3 separate regions of the Homo sapiens genome follow, and all the other regions are linked to region 1. Evidence: chromatin contacts called from ENCODE Hi-C or POLR2A ChIA-PET data. All regions are on one chromosome and are shown on one strand. Each heading gives the region's core, a stretch centred on a gene start or an enhancer-like site at or near the end of the contact. The rest is flanking DNA. Distances are from core to core; before and after follow the strand shown. Region 1 holds the start of SLC14A1 (solute carrier family 14 member 1 (Kidd blood group)). Region 2 overlaps LOC105372093 (a long non-coding RNA gene). Region 3 overlaps SLC14A2 (solute carrier family 14 member 2).

Region 1 (2,700 bases), core at 136-2,635:
GACTATCTTCACGGTCACTTTGAACTAATCTTGGGGTGGGGGTTGAACAACCACAAAGAAAGAGCTCTGCTATCCCCAGTTTCACCCTATGCCCTTGCCAGAAGCAGTTACTCTCTGACAAACAAATGTCTCCCTGTGCCTCAAAGCTGACACATCTACAGCAAGGCTTATGTGTGCTGAAGTTAACATCCCAAGAATATCCTGGAAGCTGCACCTGAAGAGCTTTCCAGCAGAAGTCAAAAAGCACTTTTCATACCCCAGATCACTAGTAAAATGAAGCAGTGCTTAGCATTTTAATACAAGGCAATATCAAGATTTCAGGTCAACTAATATCCTCTATTTTATTACACGAAATAAAATATATTCTATTGCCAGCATGTATTAGAAATTTGTGCAATTGGAGAGACCTGAAGTCTTCAATTTTCCATGCTTCAGCTATTACTTTTAAAAATAATATGAAGTGTTGGATATGGATATAGAAGAAAGCATTTAAACACTCATGGTCTAGCATAATAAAGAGACTTTCAGCATTGACACTTATTTGGTACTTACTATAATCTTTATTTTAGGTAGTTTTTGATTTTAAGTAGCAGGAGATGCCCAGTTTTCTTTAAAGCTGTAATTGGAAACAAAGAAAATGCTGTCAGATATTCCTGTGTCCTGGTTAAAACACTTCCCTCCTTGGAAAACACTACTCCCAGAAGTCTTGATTCCAGACTCCAGAGAGTGCAGCTGCAAGGAAGCTGCCAAATTCGTGGCTTCAGTTGTGACTGACTTGTTCTCCCGATGGGTGCACAAGAACATTCCCTTCAGCATGACAGCACACACAGAGGAGTCCATAAATCCATCACTGGAAAGGGCCATTCCCAGTGGCCCACTTTTTTCTTTTGAGTCTTGTAGACACTCGCCTCGAACTTATTTCAAGAACACAGCCCAAATTATTATTTCAAGAACACAACCTGAAACTCCTAATAGTGTTGATTAACCCAGAATCATTGAGCACATTGGGTGGACACCTCCCTGCAAACCCTCTTCCACATCAGCTCAGGTGCTGCATGCACCTTGCTTCAGAAATCACGAATAAAGGCATGCCTTTGAGCTTCCAGGAAGAAGCCTGTGGCTTTGGTAAATTGCTTTCTAGTCTACCAGAACTCTGATTTTGCTACTTCTGATCAATTCCGGTGATATAAAACATTTTCTTCATTAAGAAAAAGAGCAAAACTTAGAACTGTGAAGACAAGCCCCAAATGATGAATAGTTGGAAATGAATAGAAATAAGGATGAGTACTTACACCACTCTAGCTGGCTTCCTGGCAGCAGAAGGCAGTGGCTGATAAAGATTTGCCCACCTCCACGACAAGGGAGAGTGCTTCTCAGGAGATGGTGCTGGAGGGAGGCACCTAACAGTTATATACTCAGAGCCCCACTCTGCTCTGTGTGTTTGTGGGCTCGGCTTTCTCCTCCCACTTCAGGCATCAATGCCAAAGCAACACCAAGGAACTGGTCCCCTGGCTTCAGTACCCGATGTCTCTCTCTCTGTTCTTGACAGAGTACCAACTGCTTTGCCACAGTTTCCACAGCATTCCAAGGTCTTTGACCAGCAATAATCCTACCAAAATGCATCTTTTTCTTCTCCTGTTTCCTCTGGCCCCTACTCATATTTTTGGAAAGATTTACAACTGAAAAGGATCAACACGGTGTCAAACTAAAAACCATGGGGCAGGTTGCTGCTGTGTGGACTCGGAAGCTAAGCGACTGCTCCTGGGGTGAAATTTTCTTAGACTTGGCACAACTTCTACACAGATGTAAGACTCCAGCAAGGGCCTGAGGGGCTGTTGGGAGGGTGGGGAAGATAAGGTACATGCAAGTTGTTTTCTGAAGGCCAGCTGCCTTTTTCCCAGTGAGGAGAAAACAAAAATATCAGTGTTTCCCTGGAATGTCTGTCTTCCCAGGTGAGAATTCTTGGACATACTCTGCTGCCTCTTTAAAAGTCAGGAAGCAAACATTCTATAGCAGGGAAATCTAAAACTGAATTAAAATATCTCCTCCTTCCCCCTTCTTTTTAAATTTCAATTTTGTGGCTTGTTCTGTTATGGCAAAAATCTAACTCAAATCTACTTTTATGAGTGCAGAATTTTAAAAAAATATATGTGTATATATGTATATGTGTGTATATATGTAACATATATACATCTATATTACATACATACATGTATATATGTAGATATATACATATAATAAATATACATATATACATATATTACATATGTGTAGATATATATGTGTGTATATATGTAATATATATACATATATACATATACTTTTAAATATATATATAATATATATATGTAATCCCACAGCCAGCCATGCAGATGTCATAGGTCTTTTATCTGGGTCTCCTGCCTGCTTGGATGTGCAGATAGTACTTATCAGCCTTCAGCTAGGTGGCCCATGGCTGGGAGCTCTCTGGCTCCACCCGCTGGACACCCGCCAGACCACAGGGTTCTTGCCGGCTTGGGACATCCTTCCTCCAAGTGCCTCCCGAGCAGCTGAGGTAGGGTGTGTATAGGTCTAGGTTCATAATAAGAGTTTCCAGGTTCAGGCAAATCTCCTTCCAACATTTTTTCCCTGGTAAAATAAGGAGAAAATAAGCTCCTCGGGTTTCCCTGAAGGAGAAAAATGAATCTTCAGGAGACAGTG
Region 2 (2,868 bases), core at 369-2,868, 36 kb after region 1:
TCAGTTCTTCAGATAGCCAGGAGAATTGGCCTTCTTAAGTCATTTGCGATGCAGGTAAAAATGCAGATACCCCATCACTTACTGAATCCCAATATCTTAGGGTTCAGGGGAGGTGCTAGAATCTGCATTTTGGTTAAACATTATCTTGCTTAGTACCCACCTCCTGGAATTAATTCCAGGCTTACAGGGATGCTGAAGTAGGGGTCCATCTGTCAGTAAATATGTATCCACGTGCCAGGCCTGGAATGGGGGCCATGAAAATACATAATCTGGCCCCTCAGAGGTTATAATGTGTTGGGGAAGATGAGTTATTCACAGGTTGTGGTGTGATGTGTTGGGCAGGAAGCCAAGTCATGGGGGTGCTCCCCACTCACACGCTCATGATTGGGTGAAATCCGGCTAAACATTGATTCAAAGAGCACCCAGGGGAGTATGCAGGGATGGGGAAAAAGCCAGCTACTCTTTCTGCCTTTCTCCAGTAGGGCGTTTCATGAGCTGATTATGAGTAGGGATCTGTCTGGGTCTTTCCTTTGCTCCAGCTGGAAAATCTACAAATATTTTGGTTGTGGGGTGCCTTCCTGGTTTGTTCCAGTCCCTGCACCATGGAGCCTGGGTGTGCTGGGTCTTCAGGATAGAAGGTGCCACCTCTCTCTGCACTTCCTTTGCTCCCTGGGGTGCTTGTCAAGTGAGTACCCCACAAGTGAGGCTCTGTGTATATTGGGGTGTTGTGTTGCTGTCTCATGCTGTCATGGGTGAGGAAGGAGTTTGAAAGCAGAGAACTAGCCCAGGGGGATCTTTGATGCTGCAGCCATGGGAGAGCAAGCTCCAGTTGCCACCAAGAGCTCAGCACAGGACCAGCTACGTAATTCATGGGGCCCAGTACAAAATGTAAATATGATTCATTTGTTCAAAAGCTATTAAGACTTGCAAGACACTGATGGGAGGACAGATGACAACAGAGAAGGCAATGCCTCTCTTTTGCTGGACATAACTTATAACTTTAGTATAACTGTGTCTGTCACTTACTCATTCACTGCGGGAGAGAGGCCCCAGTTAGGGGAATGTACAAAACTCATCGCTGTTCACAAGGAGTTCACAGTCTGTTCATGTTGAGAACCTGGGGCTAAGGCCAAGGAGCCACAGCGGGGCCTGGGAGAACAGGAAGCCAGTCCCTGAAGGCGGCTTGTGGCCCAGGAATGGTGATGGGTGCTCCAGCCACAGCCCAGACTCCCTGTCCTGCCCTCCAGGCTGTCACTTTAATCTTGTGTCCTGAGCTTTCCATCTTGCTGTATGCTAGGGTTAGAAACTAGCTAGGAATCAGTGTCTCTCTGGAAGCTTAAAAACAAGAACTACACACAGATGAGCAGAATAGGATTCACAGGTCTTTAGAGGGGCCAGGAACACAGCTTACATTTGTCCAAATCCAGAGGTTAAGAACTGTATGGTTACAGCCCTCCTCTGACCTCAGGGACAGAGACAATCTCCATTTGACAAAATCATGCTGCCTGGGGCTCCTCCCACTTGAGAGCTCTCTAGAGAATCTTCTCCCTGCAGCCCTGCACAGAGCAGCACAGCACAGCACCGAGCAGCCCCCACACCTTCTACTGATGGGGCCCCCTGGGGAGCTTTGGCAACCACCCCGGCCTGGGCCGCCCCTAAGGTTCTGATAGAGCTAGTCTGGGCTGTTGCCTGGGCCCCAGGGTTTGTAATGCTCTGCTGCCCGACTTGCCCACCTCCCCGCCCCATGACACCCCTTGAAACTACTGCTCAGGCCATGCCGTAAGAGACAGGTGGACCCTAGTGACCCAGACTGACCCATCAAGAAGCAAGCACTGGGGAGAGGAGTGAAAGCCACCCCATCCCTCTCCCAGCCCCAGCCCTGGCCCCACCAGACAGTTCAAAGAGGGGTGGAGCCTCACCCCATGGCAAAAACTGCTATTTTTTTTTTTTTTTTGCACTCTTCCTGTTACAGTACCAGCTGGCCGCCAGCACCTGCTCTCTACATGGCTCCATGTTCTGCTTTTCTCCACCTCTTTAACCCCTGACCACAGCTGTCTGCCTGCACAGGGCTCCCTGCATGGCTGTCTCAGTGGAGCTGCTTTTCTACGCCCACTGCCTGCCCATTGGCTTGCCCCCTTGCAATAACTGCTGTCATCACCATTTCCCAACTTCCACCTTCTGCCCCCATTCCAGGCCAGCCCTTAACCCCATCCTACCTGCTCACAGGGCACAGCTGCTGCTTCTCACTGGGGCCATGCCTCTGACCTCTAGCCAGCTCTGCCTGTGTCTGTGGTGCCTGACTGAGAGCAGCGTGGTCGGAGGGGCTCCGGACAACCCCCTGCTCCTCTTTTCTAGGGCCAAGGCGCTCACTCAGCAGGCTTCTAGGTCTAGGGCCAAAGCAAAACCTTGCTTTTGTGCTCAGCCTACTGAGCCGGATGTTACTGGTTAGTGGTTTTCTTTATCTAGTCTTCTTTGTGGTGCAGGGTGAGTCCCCAACAACAGTGAGAAAGAGAGAAACTTCACTTTAGAGGATTCTCTGTGCTGTCTGTGCTCCTCCTGCCTCAGTGCTCAGTGCTTCTCACTGCATCTCCTGGCAGGTCTACTACCCCTTATGCAAACCCACCTGGGAACTGAGGATGGGGACTGGGGTTTAACGGAGTGCTGAAGAGTGACTCAAATTAGAAACAGTTGGGGTCCAAGAAATAGGCAGCACCGTTGTTTTCCTGCCCCAGCTGCATGTTAGAATCACCCCAGGAGCTTTAAAAAAATTACCTGTGCCCAGGCCCATTGCTGGCTTAATTGGCCTGAGGTAGGGCCTGGCATCAGAATCAGAGGATCCTGATCTAACCAAGAGTAAGAACCTGTGCA
Region 3 (2,703 bases), core at 44-2,543, 58 kb after region 1:
GCTCACACTCTTGCATGTATTGCTATTTATAGTTCAAGAGGCTGTATGTCTGTTTTAACAGCAAAACTCCCAGCTTCCAGGAAAGACCACAGTAACAGAGTGCAGTCTAGTCTAAGTCTAGTCTATAGGGAACCCCCATGGCAATGGGTTTCCTGGGGATGGGTGGAGGTGAGTTTTTAGGGTCAGGGTCAGTGTTGTTCTCATAGAATTTTACCTTTAAGTCCCTCTCCACACTCCTTCATCTCTCCTGTGATGTAGCTGAGGGCTTTGCTGACCCTTTTCCCACTGGCAGCCATGGAACTCCGAATCCAGGATGTCTTGGAAATGTTTGTTTCCACTTTTATCTCAGAGCTCTCCTCCATGGTGTCCAGATCCTGTCCAGGACAGAGATAGGCAAGAGTCTCCCACATTCGGTGGTTCTTACACTGAGAATTCATGTTTGTGGTCACTCAGGGACCAAATAAGATTGTCATTTGGTATTTCATTAAATTGCTGTTTAACCTCCCTGTTTCTGTAGATTAGACTGTCTTTTGTTTGACACATGACCTCATCTAATAGGTTAACTACCGTGAGGCACAGTAAGATAACATCTTTACTTTCGTTCTGTGGAGGAGGACTCTGGCAAGTGGAGGTTCTCATTTTCAAAGGTCAAGGTCAAACAGTAGAACTGAGATTAACCACAGATTTTTAGTCTTTTTTTTTTTTTAACATTAATACTCTTTCCAGAAGAAATGGCTTTCTCCCTGGCATGTCTAGTCTTTAAGATATAACTGTTCATAAACATAAGGGTATGAAATTGAACATGTGAAGATTCTGTTTTTGAAAACAGGCACCAGCTTATTTCCTAAATGCTTGAATACTGGGTTTAAAGGAAGCCTGATAATAATTCAAATACAAGGAATATGAAAAGTTACAAAGTAAACTGTGAAAGAGACATTTTTGTCCCAGGTAATTACATTTCAGAAAATACGAATGCAAGAAAAGTTTGCCTAAATCGGAGAACCTTGTTTACAGCTCTCAGCTCCCTCATCTGCTGTGGGCTCTGTGACTGTAGGGCGCTGTCCCTGATTCAGGACACTCAGTACTCACAAGCAGCTCGACTGTGGGCTTCCGGTATCGATAGGGAAATGGGTCTTTGTTTTGTCTTTCCTGGTGTTCGCCTTTTCCAAACACTGGAGTTAGAAGGAAAGAGCACCATCAGTTAGGACACCTCTACTCTGGCACCTCAGAAGCTAATGTCCTGCAAGGCTCAAGAGGTGTTAAGATTATGCAGTATTTCCTGTTCCTACTGAGGAAGCACAGAATCATGGGGCCTTGCAGCTCGAAGGCTCTTTTGTTCTTTTACTGGTCATGGATCCATCTGGGCCCTCGCTTTGGGGAAAAAGTGTACATCTTCATATAAACAGGGCATTTTACAAGGAATTTAGGGAGCTCAGAGATTCCACTAACTTTTAATTAAGAAGCCCTCATTTAGCTCAACCTTGATAATTTTTTAGATGAGGAAACAGCAGCCTGGAGAGACAGTGACTTGTGCTTGATCCCGGAATCCAGGGTTCTTTCTCCTGTTCCACATGGAGAACTTGAAGGTGAACAAAAAAAAAAAAAAAAAAAAAAAAAAAAGAAACTTGGTTGTTGTTGAAGCCCTTCACTTCCTGTTCATAAAGTATTAAGCTGCCTGAGCCATGAGCCATGCATAATCTGTGTTTGAATTTGGCCATGACTCTCCTCACCTGGATGACCTCAGGCTGTTCTGTTTGTTTTTGTTTTTGTTTTTTTAAGGTATTGTAGTAGCAATGGCTGGTGGGATTAGGACAAGAGACATCCATGTAATCTCTTGAAGCAGATTTTGGCAAGCCTTTGTAATTGTAGAAAACTCTTGCAATGTGGATCTAAACATTTTTATTATTACAGGTAATTTACTTTTAGAGACCACCAATTTCAGTAGGGTTTTATGCATCCTGAAAGATGTTCAGGCCCCTGGAAGTTTCCTTCTTGATGCTTTGGTTCCCTCCTGTGGTCAAGTGTGAGAATAGCAGGCTGGGCTCTGACTACCCTGTGTTTTCAGACTGAATTGCCTGTTCCCCCGTTCTGCACTCATGAGTCGTCAGGGTGTCAAAACACTAGAAGGGATGCATCGAAGGCACTGTGTTCCCACTTCTGAAGGGACAGGGACTGCAGATACCAGTGTGTTTGGGAGGTGACACCATTCAGGACAAACAAATTCATTTTGAAAGCTTTGAAAGGAAGAGTAGGAAGCAGAAGGGATCCCTTGAAATTGGAGGCCTGTGTGTGATATCCCCACTGACCCGCTGTTTCTGTCTGAAGCTCCTCTCTGCCTGCCAGTGCTGCAGGGCTCTCTACTATGCTCTCCCCAACCACAGCCCCTATCCTGAGACGATGTTAGGAGGAATTTATTAAGCCTTTGAGGCAAACCGTGGTCTCTTCCACACTCTGCTGGGGAACCTCTATCAAAGACAAACTCCTGAGCTACAGGGGCCCTTGAGATGTGCAATGTCCTCGGCAATCCCCTCTCCACCTCGTGTATTTTCCCATATTCACTCAAAGTCCATTTCTCTGGGCTAACTGACTTGTGGTATGAAATGATGAGACTTGGGGGAGCTGGAGGAAGAAGGTCATTCAGGCATCTTCTGGGGAGCATGTGATGTTGCACTAACTTGGGAGTCACTTTTATTCCCAACAGTG

Evidence for each region. Hi-C counts contacts between places; a loop is a spot of excess contacts on that map. ChIA-PET counts read pairs that join two places held with the same protein, here RNA polymerase II (POLR2A). Pooled maps may share reads with other maps.
Region 2: a map of mammary epithelial cell shows a loop between it and region 1 (3-fold over the local background). The contact joins the enhancer-like site here to the promoter of SLC14A1 in region 1. A Hi-C loop is called at or near these places in 5 of 168 maps with a recorded cell type or tissue (MCF 10A, endothelial cell of hepatic sinusoid, endothelial cell of umbilical vein and 2 more), 6 of 37 single-sample maps with no recorded cell type and 18 of 50 pooled maps. POLR2A ChIA-PET finds 5 or more read pairs at or near these places in 3 of 52 experiments (AG04450, activated T-cell and activated naive CD8-positive, alpha-beta T cell).
Region 3: a map of natural killer cell shows a loop between it and region 1 (10-fold over the local background). The contact joins the enhancer-like site here to the promoter of SLC14A1 in region 1. A Hi-C loop is called at or near these places in 15 of 168 maps with a recorded cell type or tissue (B cell, CD4-positive, alpha-beta T cell, CD4-positive, alpha-beta memory T cell and 10 more), 34 of 37 single-sample maps with no recorded cell type and 21 of 50 pooled maps. POLR2A ChIA-PET finds 5 or more read pairs at or near these places in 5 of 52 experiments (CD4-positive, alpha-beta memory T cell, activated T-cell and activated naive CD4-positive, alpha-beta T cell).

What each region holds. Positions count from the first base shown.
Region 1 is chr18:45,722,866-45,725,565 of GRCh38, reverse strand. It overlaps SLC14A1 (solute carrier family 14 member 1 (Kidd blood group)), which reads right to left and starts at 1,385. Exons shown (of 10, transcript NM_015865.7): 1 at 1,293-1,385; 2 at 553-616. All of the region lies in intron 6 of LOC105372093 (a long non-coding RNA gene), which reads left to right. LOC105372092 (a long non-coding RNA gene) reads right to left here. Exons shown (of 4, transcript XR_935422.3): 4 at 2,531-2,628.
Region 2 is chr18:45,686,566-45,689,433 of GRCh38, reverse strand. All of the region lies in intron 7 of LOC105372093 (a long non-coding RNA gene), which reads left to right. Among named protein-coding and RNA genes, the nearest start is that of SLC14A1, 36 kb to the left of the region's middle. Within about 2 kb of position 1,618, at least 10 of the 41 ENCODE cell types and tissues checked have a DNase peak (open chromatin) inside an H3K27ac peak, as active enhancers do.
Region 3 is chr18:45,664,606-45,667,308 of GRCh38, reverse strand. It overlaps SLC14A2 (solute carrier family 14 member 2), which reads right to left. Exons shown (of 20, transcript NM_007163.4): 12 at 1,090-1,172; 13 at 215-374. The region is part of intron 7 of LOC105372093 (a long non-coding RNA gene); the gene reads left to right. Among named protein-coding and RNA genes, the nearest start is that of SLC14A2, 50 kb to the right of the region's middle. Within about 2 kb of position 1,293, at least 7 of the 41 ENCODE cell types and tissues checked have a DNase peak (open chromatin) inside an H3K27ac peak, as active enhancers do; they include CD8-positive, alpha-beta T cell, GM12878 and natural killer cell, where a contact is called at or near this core.